2 separate regions of the Homo sapiens genome follow, and region 2 is linked to region 1. The links are chromatin contacts, found by Hi-C or POLR2A ChIA-PET in ENCODE. All regions are on one chromosome and are shown on one strand. The core of a region is the stretch at or near the end of the contact, and the rest is flanking DNA. Distances in the headings are between cores, read along the strand shown. Region 1 overlaps GNAQ (G protein subunit alpha q). Region 2 overlaps GNAQ (G protein subunit alpha q).

The links. Hi-C counts contacts between places; a loop is a spot of excess contacts on that map. ChIA-PET counts read pairs that join two places held with the same protein, here RNA polymerase II (POLR2A). Pooled maps may share reads with other maps.
Region 2: a map of naive thymus-derived CD4-positive, alpha-beta T cell shows a loop between it and region 1 (2.5-fold over the local background). The contact joins two enhancer-like sites. A Hi-C loop is called at or near these places in 1 of 168 maps with a recorded cell type or tissue (naive thymus-derived CD4-positive, alpha-beta T cell) and 4 of 50 pooled maps. POLR2A ChIA-PET finds 5 or more read pairs at or near these places in 4 of 52 experiments (AG04450, activated CD4-positive, alpha-beta T cell, activated CD8-positive, alpha-beta memory T cell and 1 more).

The regions. Positions count from the first base shown.
Region 1 is chr9:77,818,168-77,823,063 of GRCh38, forward strand. All of the region lies in intron 2 of GNAQ (G protein subunit alpha q), which reads right to left. Among named protein-coding and RNA genes, the nearest start is that of GNA14, 170 kb to the left of the region's middle. Within about 2 kb of position 2,309, at least 4 of the 41 ENCODE cell types and tissues checked have a DNase peak (open chromatin) inside an H3K27ac peak, as active enhancers do.
Region 2 is chr9:77,907,107-77,912,002 of GRCh38, forward strand. All of the region lies in intron 2 of GNAQ (G protein subunit alpha q), which reads right to left. It overlaps LOC107987081 (a long non-coding RNA gene), which reads right to left. Exons shown (of 2, transcript XR_001746758.3): 2 at 1-4,896. Among named protein-coding and RNA genes, the nearest start is that of GNAQ, 120 kb to the right of the region's middle. Within about 2 kb of position 2,390, at least 3 of the 41 ENCODE cell types and tissues checked have a DNase peak (open chromatin) inside an H3K27ac peak, as active enhancers do.

The DNA.
Region 1 (4,896 bases), core at 1,059-3,558:
CCCTCAAAAACAGAGCAATCACCATGTTGCCTTCACCTAGGTTGGAATTTCTAAGTCACTTTTACTGCCTCCTAAGCTTTGTTGTTTCATTCCATCCTTGCTGTTTTGGAAAATGACATTCAAATATAATCAACCATAATTTGCATTTATGTAAGAGCTTTCATCTCAGATTCTCTAAGTTATTTAAAAGTATGACAGCATTTTACAAAATATATACAGATTTTTAAAATTGTGCATATAAACGTTCCCAATGGAAATGCAATACTCTCAATTTTTTGTAAAAAAAAAAAAAAAAAGTTCTGTATGTGGAAACAATATTTTCTAGTATGTTAGAGTAGGAAGATAAATTAGATACTTTTTTTCTATTTGTCCAAATGTCGAATGTGAAATAGTAGTAAAAATTATAAGTAGTTAAGCTAAATTAAACAATTATTAATGAAAAAGACAATGATGAAAAGGAAAAAACTCACCTCAAATATTACAAGTAACAAGTCAATTACAACAGACTATCTTGTTTATTTTGAACATTGTGCACAGAAAAGCAAGGGAGGGCCAGCCATGCTGGCTCATGCCTGTAATCCTAGCACTTTGGGAGGCAGAGGCAGAAGGATCACTTGAGGCCAGGAGTTCAAGACCAGCCTGGGCAACATGGCAAGACCCCATCTCTATAAAAAACAGAAAAATTAGCTGAGCGTGGTGGTATGTGCCTGTAGTCCCAGCTACTTGGGAAGCTAAGGCAGCAGGATCACTTGAGCCCAGGAGTTCAAGGTTACAGTGAGCTATGATAGCACCACGGCATTCCAGCCTAGGTAACAGAGAGAAATACCATCTCTCCAAAAAAAAAAAAAAAAAAAAAAAAAAACACCCAAAAATACCTAGTATGATTTAATGAATCACATAAACAAAATGTAAAATATAATTCTATTTCATTTTAAGTTACAGTTAAAATATACTGGGTGGAAATAATGATGAATGCTAGCTTTCAGAATTCTTAGCAAGCTGGTGGCAAGGCTTAGAGGGAACATTGTGAGAACTAAGTAGCTACTCTCAGGAACTCTGGCAGAATTCTAGGGAAAGACCACATGGAAACCGCAAGATGTGCCAATGTGGTAATGTCTTGTTTTCAGATTCAGTCGTCATAAAATTCAGGTAAATCTTCGATGTGTTGATGTTTCCATGTTTGCTTCTGCAAAGGGAAGGAGGAACTGAGGTCCTACCAAAGTGGGTCTTACCCAGCCCACAGCAGGCCAAGCCTTTAGGTGAAATGAAAAAGACCTCATAGTCACTTTGGAAGGATTTTCAAAATCTCATTAACAGCTGAAGGCGGCTTTAGACTGGAATGTCACACCTACCCAGAAGTAGAAAGCCAAATGGTAACTTCCACATTTGTGGAAGCTCTTAGACACAAATATCCAGCTTATTAGGCCTGCTCTGTCTGAAGGGATGCCCAACACACACAGAAGACCTCAAAATCAGAAAAAGTGCAAGCCAGCATCAGACTTCATCTCAATTCTGAACTGCAGCACACATCTTCCTACTTTTTTTCTAAGTGCTTATTTCCTTTTGGCACTTGACTCTAAAGAAAAAAATCACCAACTCCTAAATGGACTGTGGAAAAAAAAAAAAAACCCTCAGCCTTTTTGGTTTTGTTTTCTTCTGCTCAAAGGAAGTACAGAGTGAAATGATGGATGCTGAGACAAGACTGCTGGTGTTGTAATTCCACTTCCACCCAGTACTAGCTGACTGTCATCTTGTACAAGCTATTTAACATCCTCAACCTCTGCTTCCTAATTACCTCCCTCTCATAATCCATTAAATGGAGGTAATCATAGCACTTATTTTAGAGGGATAAATTACAGAATGCATATAAAATACTCGAAGAAGAGCCAGACACTTAAGGCTACTAGTTATTTAAAATGCAAAAAAAAAAAAAAAAAAAGGAAAAATAGTACAAAAAATATAAACCATGGTACAAATACCTACTAGATTCTTGTGACATTGGGAAAGTCACTGAAGCCTAAATTTGCTCAAATGTGAAATTACAGTCTGGAGGCCCTGACTGGATAATAGATCTCTGAGTTCTCAAATTTGCAAATACTGCTTAGCATAAAATCTCCTGCAGAAAACTTGGACGTGAACTGTATTTATCAGACTGTTTCACGTTTTCTGACTTCATTAGAACCTGAACCCTGACCTTTCAGGTGCATTATATGCAGAGTGACAGTTGTTGTTTTATCTTTTTCTGAGCATTACTGCATAAATGACAAAGAACAGCAAAGTCATACTGAACTGCTGCTGGCTGGGTTCTCATTGTGAGTGATTCACTCCCATAAAACAGCCTCTCCACACTTATGATTCAACATGTGGCTCAGCAAAATTAGAAATTACTACATGACACAGCCTTTTGAAGCCCCTCATGAAAACGAAAGATCTTCTGTGTGGAGTCTTTAAGTGGTAAGGATCTACTGATTCTCCTTTACTAAGCTTCCATGTCCTTCTTAAACTTGGCATTAGATGGAGACTACTGAATCTCAAATTAGTAATTCTGGGAACCACAGTAGCAAAGAGGAAGAACTTGAACAGCCTGAGACCAAATCAGGTATCAATAATAACTCTGTCATGTACCAGCCCTGTGTCTTTAGACAAGTCACTCAACCTTCCTGAACCTCAGTTTCTTCATCTATAAGATGGAACAATTTGTTGTAGGGCTGTTAGGAAAAGTAAAAGAGATGTTTCTAAAATGCCTAGTACAAAATATTATAATTACTATGAAATCTTGTGGTATCTCAAAAGTACCATTAATAATTATTTCAACAAATATTTATCGCTCATGTGTTAGACAATACACAAGACAATGATGAAAAGGAAAAATAGAGAATGTATGTTAAATACAATGTTCTAGATTACAATGTTAGAGAAGAAAGTTTATTAAACTGCCACATATCCTTTCATTAAGACTTCACAAACTGATTTATTAACTCATTATTAAGTTTGTTCTTCTATCATTAGATTTTTATTTTTAATCTCCATTATGGTCACCAAGATAATCAATGACTATAGTTATACTGTCTTTCCCAAAAAACATTTGCTGGAACTACAATTCTCCTCTTGGTTTTGCTGGCCTATAGGCTTTATTTGCTCATTCTAACATAGAATGGGGATTCCTTCTTGGGTAAAGGAAATACCCCTCCTTTATTGTTTAAAATATATTTTTTTTTCTTTTCAGAGAACTCAATCTCTTTCTTGGCCCTACCACTACCATTTTCCATGTAAATATTCTTCTATTTGGTTCTTTGCTTAACATTTTCCTTTTTCATGTTTGTCTGTAATGTCATAATTATCAGTATCAATGACATTGTAGGTCAGATGCTTGATGCAGCATGGCAAAACCTACATCAAACACTTCCAGAGTATGTTGATTGATATAATTACATAATTCCATTACAAAGAACACTGCCTTCAGGTCTATAAAATCTTGGGGTACAATTTAAAATTTTGCACTCTCTGAAGTTCTACTATTATCTTCATAATTATGATGTTGTACTATCCTAGTATGGGTGTGTGTGTGTGTGTGTGTGTGTGTGTGTGTGTATGTATGTATGCATTATTAATACCACCAAAAAAACTAGTTTATCTTCAGAGAGTTTATACAAAGTCACAGTTGATTTAAAAAAATTGAAAAGAGAGATTAAAGATATGCATATTCATTAAAATTCAAAACAATTAGGGTATGGTCTGTATGACTACTTTCAAAGAATATCTGAGGAACATTAATTAATGGAAAATTAAGTTAATGGAAAACTAAGTTAATTGGAATGTTAATAGGTATTTGACAAATGGATTCTGAAGTCCAAGTAAGAGAATGGGGAGAATAATGGTTATAAATAGTCAAACAGAGGTCTGTGCTGCAGAACACAGAAGTTATAAAAAGGCAATGGCCCTTACCTAGAAAGGTGCTATAAATCCATGAGCCTAGCATTGGGGATATTATTGAATTTTCCAAACTTGTTTGACCATGGAAGCTTTTTTTGCCTCCAGATCTGTTGACGAGACTGTTGGTGAATTAAATCATGTTTTGAAAACACTGACTAGAGACTGAGACCCCTAACAACCAACTGTAGGTTGATTTTATACCAACAAAACAACTCATTGACTGATTTCTCCCCACCCTGGCATAATAGGTAAATGCCTGCTTTATAGATTCATATCATCTTCATTTCTGAGATCACATAATGTTATGTGGTTCATTTCCTGATATTATACCTCAGAAAAAGCCTAATCATTTTAGTCCTTTGTAATGTCTGTGCTCCTACAATCTCATTAACCAGAGGAGTATGTTGCTGCTGGTTTGGAATTTTATTTTATTTGACAACAGGAAAAACAGATAAAGAAGATTTCCCTGTTCAGTTGGTAGAATTCAGACAGGCGAAAAAATAAAAAGAACAAGCTTTTTGATTAAAAAAAAAAAAAAAAGGCCCAAATGCTCCCAAGAATTTCAGAGTCTTACATAGGGAATATCATCTTTCTGGAACATCCCATGTGAAATCTGACCACTGAAGCTTCAGACATTCAAGAAATTGTGTTAGGAAAAACTGAAAGTAAAAGGCTCACTTTCCTAGAATCTTGGGGAAGGAATAGAGCTTTTAGAATACCTTGCTTAAATGCCCCTTTAACAGAGCCAGAAACTGTTCCATTAATAAAAATAAAGAAACAAAAACAATACCTCTTTATCCTATGAAAAACGGTAATGAAGCATTTAGAAGTTGTTTTTTTTTTTTTCTTTGAGAAGGAGTCTTGGTCTGTCACCCAGGCTGGCAGGCTGGAGTGCAGTGGCAAATCTCGGCTCACTGCAAGCTCCGCCTCCCGGGTTCATGCCATTCTCCTGCCTCAGCCTCC
Region 2 (4,896 bases), core at 1,140-3,639, 89 kb after region 1:
TACAGCTATGTTCACATACCAGAGGTGTTTCATAATTCATGGGCAAGTTATTTTTCTGCTGCATAAGCTTTCCAATCACTTTCTTGATTTGTGACCAAGTTTTTCATAGAGTTGTGCATTTCATTATCCCAAGACTGCAGTGGTAATTAAGATGCCTTCCCTGGCTCCTAACAAAGATATCGCCATGGGAAATGGTCAGAAAATGGACAAACACCCAGCACTGCCAGATGCATCACTACATGCACCAACCCAGAACAGCAGGAAAGGAGGCAAAGAAAGGGAAATAAGGAAAGAAAGAAAGAATATATGAGCTTTCCTATAGAAACTCTGCCTTGACTGCACATTAAAGAACTAAATAATTTTGTTAAGTATCTTGCCTCTCCAATGAGACTGCAAGTCCCCATAAGCAAAGTACATGTCTTACACTTCCTCTGGCTCGAAGAGAAATGAAAAATACTTGGTGGCATTTTAAAAATTATTTAAGTCGATGTGAAGTGTGTGGATTAACAAAAAACATAAAGAACAAGTAAAAGGAGTGTACAGTCAAGAAGGAGAAATCAAATAGGTGGTATCAGAGTTAAAAGTTTAAAAGATCCATAATAATAGTGGTATCATGTAATCGGCTCTCTGATTAAATACTGACTCATTCATTCCATAGTATTTACTGAGCCTAACTGTGGGTCAGGCCCTTTGCTAGGTCCTGGGGACACGGCAGTAACTTTAGCTGGCTGAAGTGGTGGAAAGACAGCTGGAGTGGCCACAGGTAACTGCATTTACTCTTTTGCACAAGAAAATTAAATACATGTGTCCTAGGTGCCAAAGGTGTTTATGGAGTCAAGTATACGAGCTGCCTTTAGGGAATTAAGCCTAATTCTGGGTTGGGCTTAATCCAGCCCCATAAACTTAAAAATTGAGTTATTTGGGGCAGGTATTTTAAACATTTTTCATCTGTAGAATTAGAACACTACTACTTACCTCACATTTTGGAGCATATTAAATGAAAAAGGCCCAGAAGTGGTTGGCTAAAGTTATTTCTCTCCCTTTTTCTTCTGTCCCTTTGCCTCTTTCGTTATTCGACTATCTGCCTCCTTCCTTACCTTACAAACACCCTGCAGTCAAGGGAAAAAAGTTAAGACTCCTTTATCTCAGCAGTGACAGAAATCCATGAACCCCTTCAGAAGGGCCCCCACTTTCATTGACATTCTGATGCCTTAAATCCTACCAGAGGCCAGCCACTGCTCCCAAGAAACCACTGTTGCACCGGATCATGGAACCCAAGTCTCATTCTTGGATCATAGCCTCTTGTATGTCTTTAAACAATAAGCAATTTCTTCTCAAATACTGTGCACTTTCCCCAAACAGATATACATTTCTCCTGACCTAGCACTTTCTGGGAAGAATTCAACAACCATTTAGTAGACACTGACTATGTTGATGTTATTGTCCCAAAAGTTTTGCATCTATATATTGTCATTAATGCTCACACTAACCATACAAAGTGAATACTATTATCTCCTCACATTTCCGACAAGGCATAGCATGGAGAGTTTAAATAATTTGCTGAATGTCTCATGGCCAAAATCCTATTGAAGTATTTTCTGGGATCTTCTCTCCAAAAGGTAGCCTACTGGTGATTTCATATTGCCTCTGGTGGCAGAGAGTCAGTTACTTCCAAGAGGCCTTTACTTTGGGCTGCTTCAGCATCAGCTTGTGAGGAAAGCAGAATCTCAGGCCCACCCTGGATCTACTGAAATACAAATATGCATTTTAATGAGAGCCTCACATGATTTGTATACATATTCAAGTTCGAGAAGCAATACTCTAGAACACAAAATCAATGTTCTCAACCTCACATTCAGTTAGGAAGACCCAAAGCTGTCATCACTGGAATATGTGGCACTTCTGTGCATATGAGAATAATGTACCCACCTCTCCACTTTCTGTTTATAGAGTCTGGCAAAAAGAGAGTGCTGTAGAGAGAAAAAGGCACCCCTTCCTCTGGGCCACCATTCTCCTCCATGGCTGGCAAAAACTGCACAACACTGATACACGCCACCCACAAAGCATATGGTATTGATTATTTTATGCCAAGGATCAAGGTCAACTGAAAGGTGAATCTAAAAGTATTTTAATCCCCAACTTTAGTGAGGTACTTTGACTGCAGTGTTCCATTAATACAATCAAACAGCTACATGATCTCATCCTGTTGCCATCCACCAGCTGCCCAGTAGATAGTAAAATGGCTAGAAGACGGTCAAGAGAAGAAAGACTAGGCTAGTGCCTTAGAGAATGCACACACAATCACCTAATTAACTGAACTCTTACCACAGAAGCACTGTTTTTAAGGACGTTTCACCACCTCACAGGGAGGCCAATATCGACAACACTCAGTACAGTCTTCTTTTTAGTTCAAAACCGTTATACTTTTTACCACAAAGGAAGTGTGCACATTGACAGAAGCAGATAACCTACCAGCCAATCCAATACTACTGCTCATCTCAGCGGGGATATCACATTTCTTGATATATGCCAGTCCTTTCAGTTACATTTCAGTTTTAACAAATAACACAAGATAGTAAAAAAAAAAAAAACAACAACTGCATATGCATCTTACAAAGTGGTAGCAACAACTTAAAGGTATCTTCTTAACAAATTCACTTTAAGAAACATAAAATCAGGAAAATAAAGGTGGTAAAAGTATACATTTATACGGGAAAAGCCAAAATGAGTAACTGCAGCTATTAATGAAGAGCTTATTTTTTTCTCTCCTGAAAGGAAAAGTATCATAATATAACATGAAATGACACAAAAAGTCATTTTTTAAAGTGCATTTCTTGCTGATATTCATGTTTGGATATACATGCTTGTACTAATGAAAATCATGAGTAGGTTAACAACATACTATTTAAAAACATAATTGCATAGCAGGTGTAAGTAATTTAGGGCAAAACAATATAATAAAGAATAAGACTACAATTCCTGAGAAGCAACAAGTTTTTAGGTTTTGATACATGCTATTAAAATGAAGGAAACTATTGCTTTGCTAAATATTAAGTAAGCACTACCCTGATTTTCTACAATAGCAAAAACTAAGTGCATCACTGAGATGACTTCTCCAGTGGCGTAAAAATGAGAAGGAAATGCCCCAGCATTTCTCATATCCTCCCTCGACCTCCATTCAGGCATTCACTTTCCTTGGCTCCAACAAATATATTCTGCCTAACTGAAAATAGATGCATTGTTTTAAAATTAACAAGGGAAAACAATACATTACTTGGTTTAAAAGAACAAGGAAAGTATTCATCTGATGCTTTGCCAGGAGTTAACCAAGAACAGCCAAATGACCAGCTTCACAACTTCCTACTAAAATGCGTTAAACTATGCCACATGTGTTTTATATGGTGGCTGTCAATTCCTGGTCATTCTGCGCAGGTTTGTCTAAGCAGCTGAGAGCAGTTTAGAGACAGGCTGCTAAAGCAGAGTTCGCTCATGTGTTTGGACCAATCAGTAATGTTCCTTAGAGTGCTATTTTTTTTTTTTAATCAGCCATATCAGTTTCTGTTGACTACAACATAGGAGATACTTAGCAAACATTTGTTGAATGACTAAAGAACATCATCTCCATTTAACAATGGACAACACTTTCAACTTTTCCAGACTATGTAATTCTCAAAACACATTGTGAACTAGGCATTAGAATCACCACTATTTTAGAAATAAGAAAACTGGAATTCAGAGACATTAATTTGCTTAACACCACACAACAGTTTTGTCGTAGAGTATGTTTCAAACCAAGTTGTGTATGACTCCAGTAGTTGTGTTCTTGTGTGTATACCACACAGTACACAAAACCCATCACGGTCAACAAGTGTTCACTCGTTAATTCATTCAACAGAGTAGAACCATATGTCAAATACTGAACTAGGTTTAAGTAATTAAGGCCCAATCTCTGCCCTCAAGTGTTAATTTTCTTCCTTTCATCCAATTTTAAACGATTTGGATTAGCTAAAGATGAACTGAGCTGTGGCTGTGGAAGCTGTGCATGAGCTGAAGACAAGCTGAGCTAGGTTACTTTGAGATGAGATGAAAAACAATGCAGATAGGCCACCAAGCATAAGCTGGGGGAACATTATGCAAAGACAGTCACTGCATGTGTACAATTTAGAGATAATGCTGGACGTCCATCAGTTTTATTCCCACATACATATACAATGTAGTGTCCAAAGGTCATTGCTGGCATACATGAGTGTGTGTATACGTGTGTATGTGGATACATGTTTACAGTTGCACCTGTGCTTAATGCCCCTACTTTACCACAGTGAGCTGCTTCCCATTATCTGCATTAGGCACAAATGAGTAATAATTTTACATACCAGGATTAAAATACTATAGTTAATAAAAGGGCAAAATCAGCTTTCATTACCTTCTGACGTAACTTTAACTCTCATATTGAGCCACACGAATTGGTCTACTCCCAATAGCTTGAGATCATAAAACACAAAAAAAGAAAACCCAGGTAAGCCTTTTCAATCTAAATGCTACAGATGGTGAAGATAAGAAACTCGAAGGGATTCTGATGCAAAATCCGGTGCTGTAGAGCCATGTTGGCCCAAAAAGCGATTTGTGGAAGGGGAATTTGGTAGAACTCCATTGCACTCAGTGTCCAGCTCCAACTCTTGTTAGAGGAAATGCTTAAAGTGAGAAAGAACATCACTGAATAATAATGAAGCCACCATCACCCTTCATAAATAAGGACACTGATCTAAAAAAGAAAACCGTATTATCAAACTAGGAAAAATAAAAGTCCTTTTACTAAGCTATGCAGCTAACACAGTCTGGATAAGGAAATAAACCGAGGCCTCAAGAAAAAGGAAGATGTCTGCATTAGAGAGAACA